2 separate regions of the Homo sapiens genome follow, and region 1 is linked to region 2. Evidence: chromatin loops called from intact Hi-C (ENCODE). Cell type or tissue: heart right ventricle. All regions are shown on one strand. Each heading gives the region's core, and the rest is flanking DNA. Links, peaks and the distances in the headings are about the cores only.

Evidence for each region. A loop is a pair of places that touch in the nucleus more often than their neighbours do. Peaks named below come from ENCODE experiments on the same cell type or tissue, not always from the same donor. Only the 100,000 strongest peaks of a DNase experiment are listed, where the experiment ranks them.
Region 1: a loop joins it to region 2, with 4 times the contacts of the local background. A loop is called at or near these places in 18 of 110 quality-filtered maps.

The regions. Positions count from the first base shown.
Region 1 is chr6:160,219,894-160,225,281 of GRCh38, reverse strand. SLC22A2 (solute carrier family 22 member 2) reads left to right here. Exons shown (of 11, transcript NM_003058.4): 10 at 478-577. Among named protein-coding and RNA genes, the nearest start is that of SLC22A2, 36 kb to the left of the region's middle. In heart right ventricle, for the core only: no CTCF peak of the experiment used is centred there; no DNase peak of the experiment used is centred there.
Region 2 is chr6:160,453,480-160,458,867 of GRCh38, reverse strand. No RefSeq gene overlaps it. Among named protein-coding and RNA genes, the nearest start is that of SLC22A3, 110 kb to the right of the region's middle. In heart right ventricle, for the core only: CTCF peaks have their summits at 2,528 and 2,736 (motif pointing right); a DNase peak (open chromatin) is centred at 2,737; H3K4me3 peaks cover 856 bases; H3K27ac peaks cover 978 bases.

The DNA.
Region 1 (5,388 bases), core at 327-5,326, 230 kb after region 2:
GAACACCTGAATTTTAACTAAAATCCTGGCTATACTTTTTAGTGCTCTTACATAGTAATAGATACATAATTCATTACTTTTATTTGCTAGAAATGATCCAAGTTTCTGACTTATTTTCCTTACTAAGTGATTTAAACTGGAAGGGTTACAGTCCTCCTTTTCATACAGTTAATTTTTTGCAGAGTTATTTTCTAACTCCAAAGTATCTTAATATGGTGGCAATGTCCTCTACCCTAGAATAACCTTGACTCAAAATGTTAAGTATTTCATTTCCCTATTAGGAATAGTAATTCAATGGAGTTTGGAACTGGTATAATATTTATAATGGAAAATACAGCAGTCAGAGATGGCAAAGGAATCTGTAAATAAGTATAGAAAAATGCTAAAAAAAAGTTTTAAACAAAAATAAGGGAAACTCTAATTATAGACCTTGAGTTTTTCAGTTCTTAATGTGATATTCATCTGTTTGGCTTTCAGGCGTGCTTGGCTTGGTTGCTGGAGGTCTGGTGCTGTTGCTTCCAGAAACTAAAGGGAAAGCTTTGCCTGAGACCATCGAGGAAGCCGAAAATATGCAAAGGTAGGCAGTTGAAAGTTCTAAATGAATTGTTCTATAAAGGTTTTAAGACAACCCTATAGCCATTTGGAAAGAATTAAATTGACTTTATACTTCACACCATACACTGAGATAAATTCAAACTAAATCAAAGACTTGAAAGCATCAAAAAAATTAGTAAAATTACAAAGACATTATACGAGAATTTCTTTAAACTTTCACGTGGAGAAGGTCTTTCTAAATATGACCCAAAAAATCCAGAATCCATAGAAGAAAGGTCAATATGTTTGCTTTCATAAAAATAAAATATTCTGCGTTAAACAACTACTATAAGCTAAAAATAAAATTATAAACTTGAAGAAAATATTTACTACTCTACATTGGGCTAATTTTCCTAACAATTCCATAAAAGCGACCACCTAATAGAAAAAAAAAAATAACAGATTTGAGCAAATAATTCAATGAAAAGGAAATAAAAACAGCTCTTAAATATATGAAAATATGCTCAACTTCCTTCATAGTAAGAGAAGTTCAAATTAACACTGCACTAATAACTACTTGGATTGTCAAAACTAAAATTACTTGGTAACACACTATGTTGGGGAAGAATGGGGAGAAATGTAGTCTCCCGTGTTGCTGGTAGGAATTAGATGCCTCTATAATGGACAATGCAATAGTAGTATAAAAATTACAAACATGGGCTGGGTGCAGTGGCTCATGCTTCTAATCCCAGCACTTTGGGATGCTGAGGCGGGTGGATCACAAGGTCAGGAGATCGAGATCAGCCTGGGTAACATGGTGAAACCCCGTCTCTACTAAAAAAGTACAAAAAAATTATCTGGGTGTGGTGGTATGCGCCTGTAATCCCAGCCACTGGGGAGGCTGAGGCAGGAGAATTGCTTGAAACTGGGAGGCAGAGGTTGCAGTGAGCTGAGATCGTGCCACTGCACTCCAGCCTGGGCGACAAAGCAATACTCTTGTCTCAAAAAAATAAAAATAAATTAAATAAAAATTATAAACATGTATATCCTTTAACCTAGTAACTCTACACCTCTAGAAGTTTACGTGTACAAAGTGATATATGTACAGGACTAGTCATTAAGGCAATTTTTTATAACAAGTGTTGGAAACAACCTAAATGACCATGAATTAGAACACCAGTTAAATAAATGATATGCCATTCTGTAAAATTATACAGCCATTAAAAAGAATGAGGCCATTTCACATACGCTGACAAGGAAAGTTCTCCAAGATATATTGCTAATGGGGGAAAAAGCAAAACATAGAAATGTATATATTCTATCATTTGTGTAAAAATAGTGAAAGACATATATATAAATACTTGTAGCTCTGGAAAAATATACAAGAACCGTAACACTGGTTGTCTATGGAATTGAGTGACTGTGAGATACAGGTAGAAGGGAGACTTCAATGCTTACCTTTTTGTAATTTTGAATTTTGGACCATATGAACCCATTCAAACAGTACATTAAAAAATTCTAGATAAAGACAAACCTATCTGACACTCTCCCCACAAGTTTGTTTATACAGTATGTTTAGATATTTTTATTTATTTTCTTCTTACTCCACTTTTGGCCTGCTGATACCACAAACAACTGATTTTTATTCATTTTACCAAACCTTCATGTTTAACATTTTCAGTACTTGGGCAAAATGCTGGTAAATCACAGTGGTCTGAGGCTTTTCCTAGAACTTGAGTCTTAGAGTTGGAAGAGGCCTTTGAATCCGAGCGGAGGTCACACACTCGCAGCCTGCAGGCCACCAAGTTCTCCAGTGCTTTCTTTGGCCTACAAAGTATTTTTTTAAAGTGGGAAATTCCACATAAACTGGATTTCCAGGATCTGTTTTTAAAAAGCAGAAGATTTGGTAACACTGAGAAGATATTTCCTCTTGTTGGCAATTTGTAGGAGCTGAATGATCGCTTGGCTTTCTCAAGGGCATGCCCTCTGCAGGAGGCCACAGTCCCCACTGTTTCCTATTGTCTTTGGTACATTGTATGATCTGCTTGGTGCATGCAGACATTTGAGTTGGAGACCTTTCATCTAAACCAACCACCTCCCACCCCGTACCCCTCTCCCCATGCAGCTTCCCACACACATGGGCACCTCCCGTCAAAGACAGTCTAAATCCTGTTTACTGCTGTATCACTGGAACTCAGCACAGTGCGTGGCATACACAGAGCAGGAGCTTACCAATTATTTGTGGAATAAATGCTGAAGTTCCTTCTACAGCATGCCTAATTGAAGTTTCTTTCTCTAGCCAGCGCCAGTGCCAGGCAGGCAGTAATATGTGTGGTGAAGAGCAAGTCCTGTAGAGCCTGAGCCCTGCCGTCACATTTCCCATGTGTGTGGCTTTATTGCCTTAATGCCTCAAAGCCTCAGTTTCCTCATCTGTAAATGGGGACAACAGTACCTACTCACTGGATTAAAGAAGAAAATATGCCTGACACTAATTAAGTGTCGATTGGTTCCTGATTAAATTGTTATGGTTCCTAAGGGCACTAAACCTGTCCTAGTTACAAATATAACCTGTGAACTTATACCTAATACCTTATCTCACTTCTTAAGCCTGTTTTCCTTTCTGTAAAATGAGGATAACAATAGCTAACATTTACTAAGAGCTCTACCCAGTGCTTTCCATGCCCTTCCCATGCACCTTCTTTTATTGCACTTCATTTTATTGTGCTTTGCAGATATTGTGTTTTTTAACAGATTGAAGGTATACAGCAACCCTACATTAAGCAAGTTTATTTGCAGCATTTTTCCAACAGCAGGTGCTCACTTCATGTCACTGTGGCATGTTTTGGTAATTCTCACAATATTTTAAACTTTTCCATTATTATCATATCTGTGATGGTGATCTGCAATCAGTGATCTTTGATACTGCTATTGTAATTGTTTTAGGGCACCACAAACCATGGCTGTGTAAAACAGCAAACTTAATTGATAAATGCGTGTGATCTAACTGTTCCACACACTGAGCATTCCCCCATCTCTCTCCCTCTCCTTGGGCCTTCCTATGGCCCAAGACACAACCATATTGAAATTAGGTCAATTAATAGCTCTACAATGCCCTCTAGGTGTTAAATGAAAGGAAGCGTTGCAAGTCTCAACTGTAAAGCAAAAGGCAGAAATGATTAAGCTCAATGAGGAAGTCATGTTGAAAGCCAGCATAAGCTGAAAGTGAGGACTCTTGTACCAGGTAGCCAAGTCGAGAATGCACAGGAAAAGTTCTTGAAGGAAGTATAAAAATGCTACAAATGAGAAATGAAACAGCCTTATTGCTGATATGGAGAAAGCTTGAGTGGTCTGGATAGAAGATCAAACCGGTCACAACATTCCCTTAAGCCAAAGCCTAACCCAGAACAAAGCCCTAACTCTTTTCCATTATATGAAGGCTGAGACAGGTGAAGAAGTAGCAGAAGAAAAATTCGAAGTTAGTAAGTTTGGTTCATAAGGCTTAAGGAAAGAAGCCATCTCCATAACTTGAAAGTGCAAAATGAAGCAGCAAGTGCTGATGTAGAAGCTGCAGCAAGTTATCCAGATCTAACAAAGATCACTGATAAAGGTGATCACACTAAACAACAGATTTTCAATATAGACACAACAGCCTTCTATTGGAAGAAGATGCCATTTAGGACTTTCATGAAGAGCGAGGAAAAAATCAATGTCTGGTTTCAAAGCTCGAAGGACAGGTTGACTCTCTTGTGAAGGGTGAATGCAGCTGGTGACTAGAAGGTGAAGCCAGTGTTCATTTACCATGAAAACCCTAGGGTCCCTAAGAATTATGCTAAATCTACTCTGCTTGTGCTCATGGAATAGCAAAGCCTGTGTACAGATAACAGTACATCTGTTTACAGCATGGTTTATTGACTATTTTAAGCCCGCCGTTTAGACCTACTGCTTAGAAAAGAAGATTGCTTTCAAAAGATTACTGCTCATTGACAATACATACACCTGGTCACCCAAGAGCTCTGATGGAGATGTACCTAAAGATTAATGTTGTTTTAATGCCTGCTAACACAACATCCATTCTGCAGCCCATGGATCAAGGAGTAGTTTTGACATTCAAGTATTATTATTTAAGAAATATACTTTATAAGGCTATAGCTACCGTAGATGGTAATTCCTCTGATTGTTCTAGGCAAAGTACATTGAAAAACCTTCTGGAAATCTTTCACCATTGTAGATGCCACTAAGAACATTTGTGGATCATTAGAGGAGGTCAAAATATGAACGTTAATGGGAGTTTTGAAGAAGTTGATTACAGCCCTCATGGATAACTTTGAAGAGCTCAAGACTTCAGCATAAAAAGTGTCTGCAGATACAATAGAAATAGCAAAAGAACTAGAATTAGAAGTAGAGCCCGAAGATGTGACTGAATTGCTTCAACCTCGTGATAAAACTTGAACAGATGAGGAGTTGCTTCTTACAGATGAGCTTAGAAAGTGGTTTCTTGAGATGGAATCTACTCCTGGTGGAGATCCTGTGAACATTGTTGAAATGACAACAAAGGATTTAGAATATTACATAAACTTAGTTAACAAAACAGCATCAGGGTTTGAGAGGATTGACTCCAATTTTTAAAGAAGCTCTACTGTGGGTAAAATGCTATGAAATAGCATTGCATGCTATAGAGAAATCTTTCATGAAGAGAAGAGTCAATCAACATTGAAAACTTCATATTCTTGTTTTAAGAAGTTTCAACAGCCACTTCAACCTTCAGCAACCACTGTCTTGCTCAGTCAGCAGCCATCAACATAGAGGCAAGAGCCTCCACCAGCAAGATTACCACAAATTGAAGGTTCAGATGAT
Region 2 (5,388 bases), core at 107-5,106:
CCATTTCTTTGAGTCTCTCTCTTTTTTTGCTTTCAGAATCTTTTTTTAAATGATCGTATGTTTCCCTTACACCAAAAGCAAGCAAAAAGCCAGTAGAGGTCACTGAGTCTCTTAATCATAATTTCAGCGTTCATATTGCTTCCCAGGTAAGTGGGGTTTTGACCCAGATCTCAAGTTAAGGGTGTTAGATTATTTTTCATTTGAAATTCACCAGACTGGGTTTCTAAATATGATGTAAAACAATAACAACAAAAGTTATAGTTAAACTAGTCTTCTTCCCAAATACCCACATGTCTAACGTGTGTGGGAGGGTGTTAGGCAGGGGACCTACATCTGGGGAAGAGGCAGACAGGCCCCGTGGCCCCAAATCTAGGATGGCATTTGATATTGGTTGATGGGTGAGAGCAAGATAGGGAACACTTGTGCAGGATGTGGTGTCAGCACCTGTATTACATTTTAAGGATTCCTTCTCTTTGCAGTATGCTCTGACAATTATTATACCCATCAGCCTTACCCCCTTGGCAGTAGGAAAACTAAAACTCTTAATGTCTCAATTCCGCTTTCTCAGAGGTGCAGGTGAGGGCGTAGGGAGTCTGGGGCCCTGGAAAAGCGTTCTGACTCTGCCACTAGCCAGATAGACCTGAACTACACACGTTACCTCTTTGTATCACTTGGCTCTAATCCCTGTAAAACCAGCATTTTCAAATGGTGCTTTGCACATCAGCCTTTTGTATAAGCTTTCATTTAATGAAATGTCTTTTGGGTTTTTAAAAAACGTTAAAAACCACTGGCCTAGATAATTTCAAAGCTGGGTTCCCTATTTCTGTCTCTTTCCTATTATATTTAAAACCTCACCTCCTTGACTTCTTGTTCCCTTTTTCTGCACTGCTTAGTCTGGGAGCAGTGAGGCCAAATAAAAGGAAACTTGGCTTGAGGGACACCTATGGGTGTGCCAGGCTGCTCCTGGTGTTTGCATATTTTAAAATTTAAATACTAGAAACCTCTCCGCGTTAGGTATTGTTGTTTCCATTTTACCATTGAGGAAGCTGGGGCTCAGAGAAGGTGCAGGGTGGTACAGACAAACCTGAATTGGAACCCTGGCTCCCGCCTATGGGCTGTCGGGACTTAGAAAAGTCGTGAGCTCTCGCTGATTGTTTCCTAGCTGATGTGGGCTGCAGGGCTGTTACAGGGAAATAATAAGAAAGTGCATCAAGTGCCGAGCACATCCTAAGCACTCCACCATGGCAGCTCCTACTAATAATATGGAATAGAGTTGAATCTAACATGACTCTTTCTTGCAAGTGACAGAAAATCCAACTCAAATTGGATTAAGCAAAACAAGGCAAATTCTTAGTGAGCTGAAAAGTCTTCAGGCTCACATTAGGCCCCAGACCCCAGACCCTCCCAATCATGGAGTAGGCACTATTTGGGGCACAAAGGTGACACTCCCGTGGCTGCAGATGCTGTGGTGGCTCTGGCTCTGTTGAGAAAGAATAAGAAAGGCCACTCTCTCCCTTACATGAACAATAGTCTGTCCACTCTGAGAGACTGAAATTGGGTCATGGTCCTGCCCCTGAGCCCGTCACTGATTGGCTCTGACCTGCATCAGCTGTTCCATGCTGAAGGTGGAGGCAGGACCCCATTCATACCCAGAAGGGAGCAAAAGGTAGATCCCTCACCAGAATTATGGGATGTAGGGTGAAAGGCTGCTGGGCAGCCAGAAAACAAACAGATCCTCTACAATACTTCAACTGATGAAAGCATGAAGCTAAAATCATAAGGATCCGGGTGTGAGTTCTGTCTCTCCCATATTCCATGTGACGTTGGGCAGTTATTTAATCTCTTTTAGCCTCAGCTTTCTCATCTGTACTTACATATAAGGTCATTGTGAGGATTAGGGTTATTAATCATCGCCGTCATCCCCGTCCACCACTTATCATCATCCTCCCCATCAACATCATCACCACCACCGTCATCATCATTACTACCATTACCATCACCACCATTCCACCACCATCACCATCATCACCATCACCACCGCCATCATCATCATTACTACCACTACCACCGCCATCACCACCATCACCATCACCACCATTGCCATTATCACTACCACCACCATCATCACCATCACCACCACCATCACCATTATCATTACCACAACCATCATCACCACCACCATCATCACTATTATCACTACTATCACCATCACTATCACCACTATCATCATAAATAAACATCACATAACCGGCGTGTAACCGGGCCTTGACCCCAGAGCCCACTCGCTGTGTCCTCTCTCCCACCCCCTTCTGCACATTTCTAACCACCATCCTGCACTGGCTCCCTGTCTCCTCTGGTCTCACCCACATGTCCACTGAGAAAATGATTCTCAGAACACTAACTAGACCAGGAGGAGTCACAAAACATAACTCAGATCTGTTTATCGATTTTCTATATGTTGATGACATCAGATCAATGGGTGTTCTCAGCTTCTCAGAGGGAGGTCGAAATTCTCCCCCTCTCCCCTTCATGTTTCCAGACCTTCCTTGACTTGGATATTCCAAATGCAGAGTAGGTGTTGAGGCCAAGGGGCTCTTCCGTGTCAGCCCCATCCACAATCACTGGGCTAATCTTGTGGCCCTCTCCCCAGGACCCAATCAGGGAGGGCTTCAATCCTCAAGGTCACCCGTGGCCCCCCGCCCTCAGAGGTGCCATCTCTACATTGGCCACTGGATGGCAGCACATACTCACAGACCGCGTCAATTTCCTGGCAACTAGTGGTGGGTTTACCTCCTGATCAGGATGTTTGCCTTGCTCTGAGAGCAGATCTGAGAGCAGTGATATCTAACTTAATTTTCAGCAAAATATTTTGAAAAGGGTGCTCCCTCACCCATCTACACAGTCCACGTCATGCACCCCCTGCCCGATGCTTGGTAGCCAGGAGGAGCTTCCTCCATGCAGCTCCTTCCCGGCTAGGGCTGAGCTGGGCTCTGGAGCCAGGCTCTGGGAAGAGCCTCTTCTACGCTGCTCATGTAAACTCCAGATTCAGTGTCAGTTTTCTGAACCTGAGACAATGATCTAAGTGCAGTCCAACACTTTGGGGGAAGAAAGAAAGAGTGCCTCAGCTTTTGCCTGTGTCATGCTCGCAAAGCAAAATATTTTGAGAAATTCTAATCAAAGCTGGGCTTGCAAAATTGGAAAACGATTATTTGTGAGAGCACTGAGACATCCTTGGCGTGTCCATCTGGAAAAACAGCATTCCCTCTGGCAGTTTAGCAGATGTTCTGTTTCAATTTGGCAAAGGAAATAAAGCAGTTTTTCACAAAAGAAAAACTACAACTAGGAGAATTGTCCCTAGTTGTATTTCTTCTCCCTAATTGTCAAGGAAGTGTAAATCAGAAAATGAATCAGGACAATTTCCACCTACTATGTTAGCTAATCTTTTAAAAATTGAATACTCACAAGGGTGAGGAGAATTGTTTCCAGTAACATTTTATACTGTCACACACTTTTAGAAAATAATTTGGGAGTGTTACCGCGAGATGGAAATATGTCAACATAATTATGGGAACTTAGACTTCAGAAAAGAAACGAGAATGAACTTTATGAACAAACATGTGGAAGATTGGAAGCAAGAGTGGGGCCAGTGTGCACGGGGAGGAAGCATTTGGGCAGTGACTCCGCAGACCCAGGCTCAAGCTGAACTACACAACCTCCTTACACCTCAGTTTCCTCAGCTGTAGAACAGGAATGATAAAAGTGCCTGTTTCATAGGACGGTTGTGAGGATGAAGTGAGATACACCACATTAAGAGCTTGTGCCTGAAAAGGTTAATTCTTAGTAAATGACGACTATTCTTTTTATTGCAATAAAATATACACAACATAAGAGTTAGGATTTTAATTATTTTGCAGGGTACCACTGAATGGCATTCAGTACATTCACAATGGTGTGCAACCATCACCATATTTTCAGAACATTTTCCTCATCTCAAAAGGAAACCTCATGCCAATTAAGCAGTCACTCCCCATTAAAATATTAGTTATGAAGATTGTAGCATTATTTTAAAAACTCATGATATACATTGATTGAAAAAATCAGTATATAAAATTGTGCATTATGATGTAAGTAGTAAAGAAGCATATAAAAAATCTGAAAAAGTATATAAAAAGAATAGCAATTGCATTTCTCAGACTCTCTTTACATTGTAAAAATCATTTTCATACTTTCAAAAGAAAAGCAAAAAGTACACAAACAACAACGAACGTAAAACACCATGACAAAGCCCAGATCGTTAAACCCAGATCTCAGGAACACAGAATCATATATGATGTTTACACTCTCCAAGGTCAGAGAGTCCAGCGGCATTGGGAGCTGCCTTGTGTTCTGCAGCCTCACGGACAGACAGGAGGTCCAGTGCCACTGCTCTGTTCTTCTGGTTTTCCTCCTAAACATGTTTTGGGTTCAGCAACCATTTCTTTCATCTTTTAAACACAGGTACCTTTGGGGCTGGCCTTCTCAAGGAAGCCCCAGCTTCTTGTGATTGAGAATAAAGTGTGCAATCGCTATGAGTATCTGAATGGAAGAATCAAATCCACTGAGCTCTGTGCTAGGCATTTGGCTGGAGGCACTGACAGTTGCAAGGTAAGAAAAGGTCAAGAGACCAAAGTTAGTCTTGTGCTCTCCCTTCTTGGTCTCAGCCCCTTAGACTTCAGTCCCAAAGAGGCAAATTCTAGAAGGATTTGTCAACGTTAGACCCCAGTCTAAGTGTTGTTTAGAAACTGCCTAGATCTGTCCCTGAATGCGTATTCAGATCATCTAAGGGGATGTCTTGGGGCTTGAGTTCCAGATCGGTAGCAAGGGAGTTTTAAGTGCCGTAACTACCTCAGGCCACTCACCCTCCTGGGGTGTGCTGGTGGCCAGGGACTAAAGTGGTGACTTTTCCGACAGGGAAGGAGGTAGAGGGTACAGGACAGAGACCAACTGCACATACTTTACAGTGATGCCCAGGCTAGGCCAGTCTAAAGGAAACACCAACACAGGAAGGGATGTGTGCAGGATTCACAAGGGTTTTTTTTACCCCTGGGAGAAACTAAGTGGTGTGGTTTCGCTGAATAGATTTTGCTAAGTACTTAAGCACTGCAGATGCTCCAGTAATATGCCCATAAGTTCCTTTCCAATTTCAATTACTGGGAAAATATACATATGGACAATAGATGGATGCCACAATAAAAGGCTGGCAGCCTAACCCTCACATGAATTTTTCCCTACCTCTATTTAGGGTGACAGTGGAGGGCCTCTGGTTTGCTTTGAGAAGGACAAATACATTTTACAAGGAGTCACTTCTTGGGGTCTTGGCTGTGCACGCCCCAATAAGCCTGGTGTCTA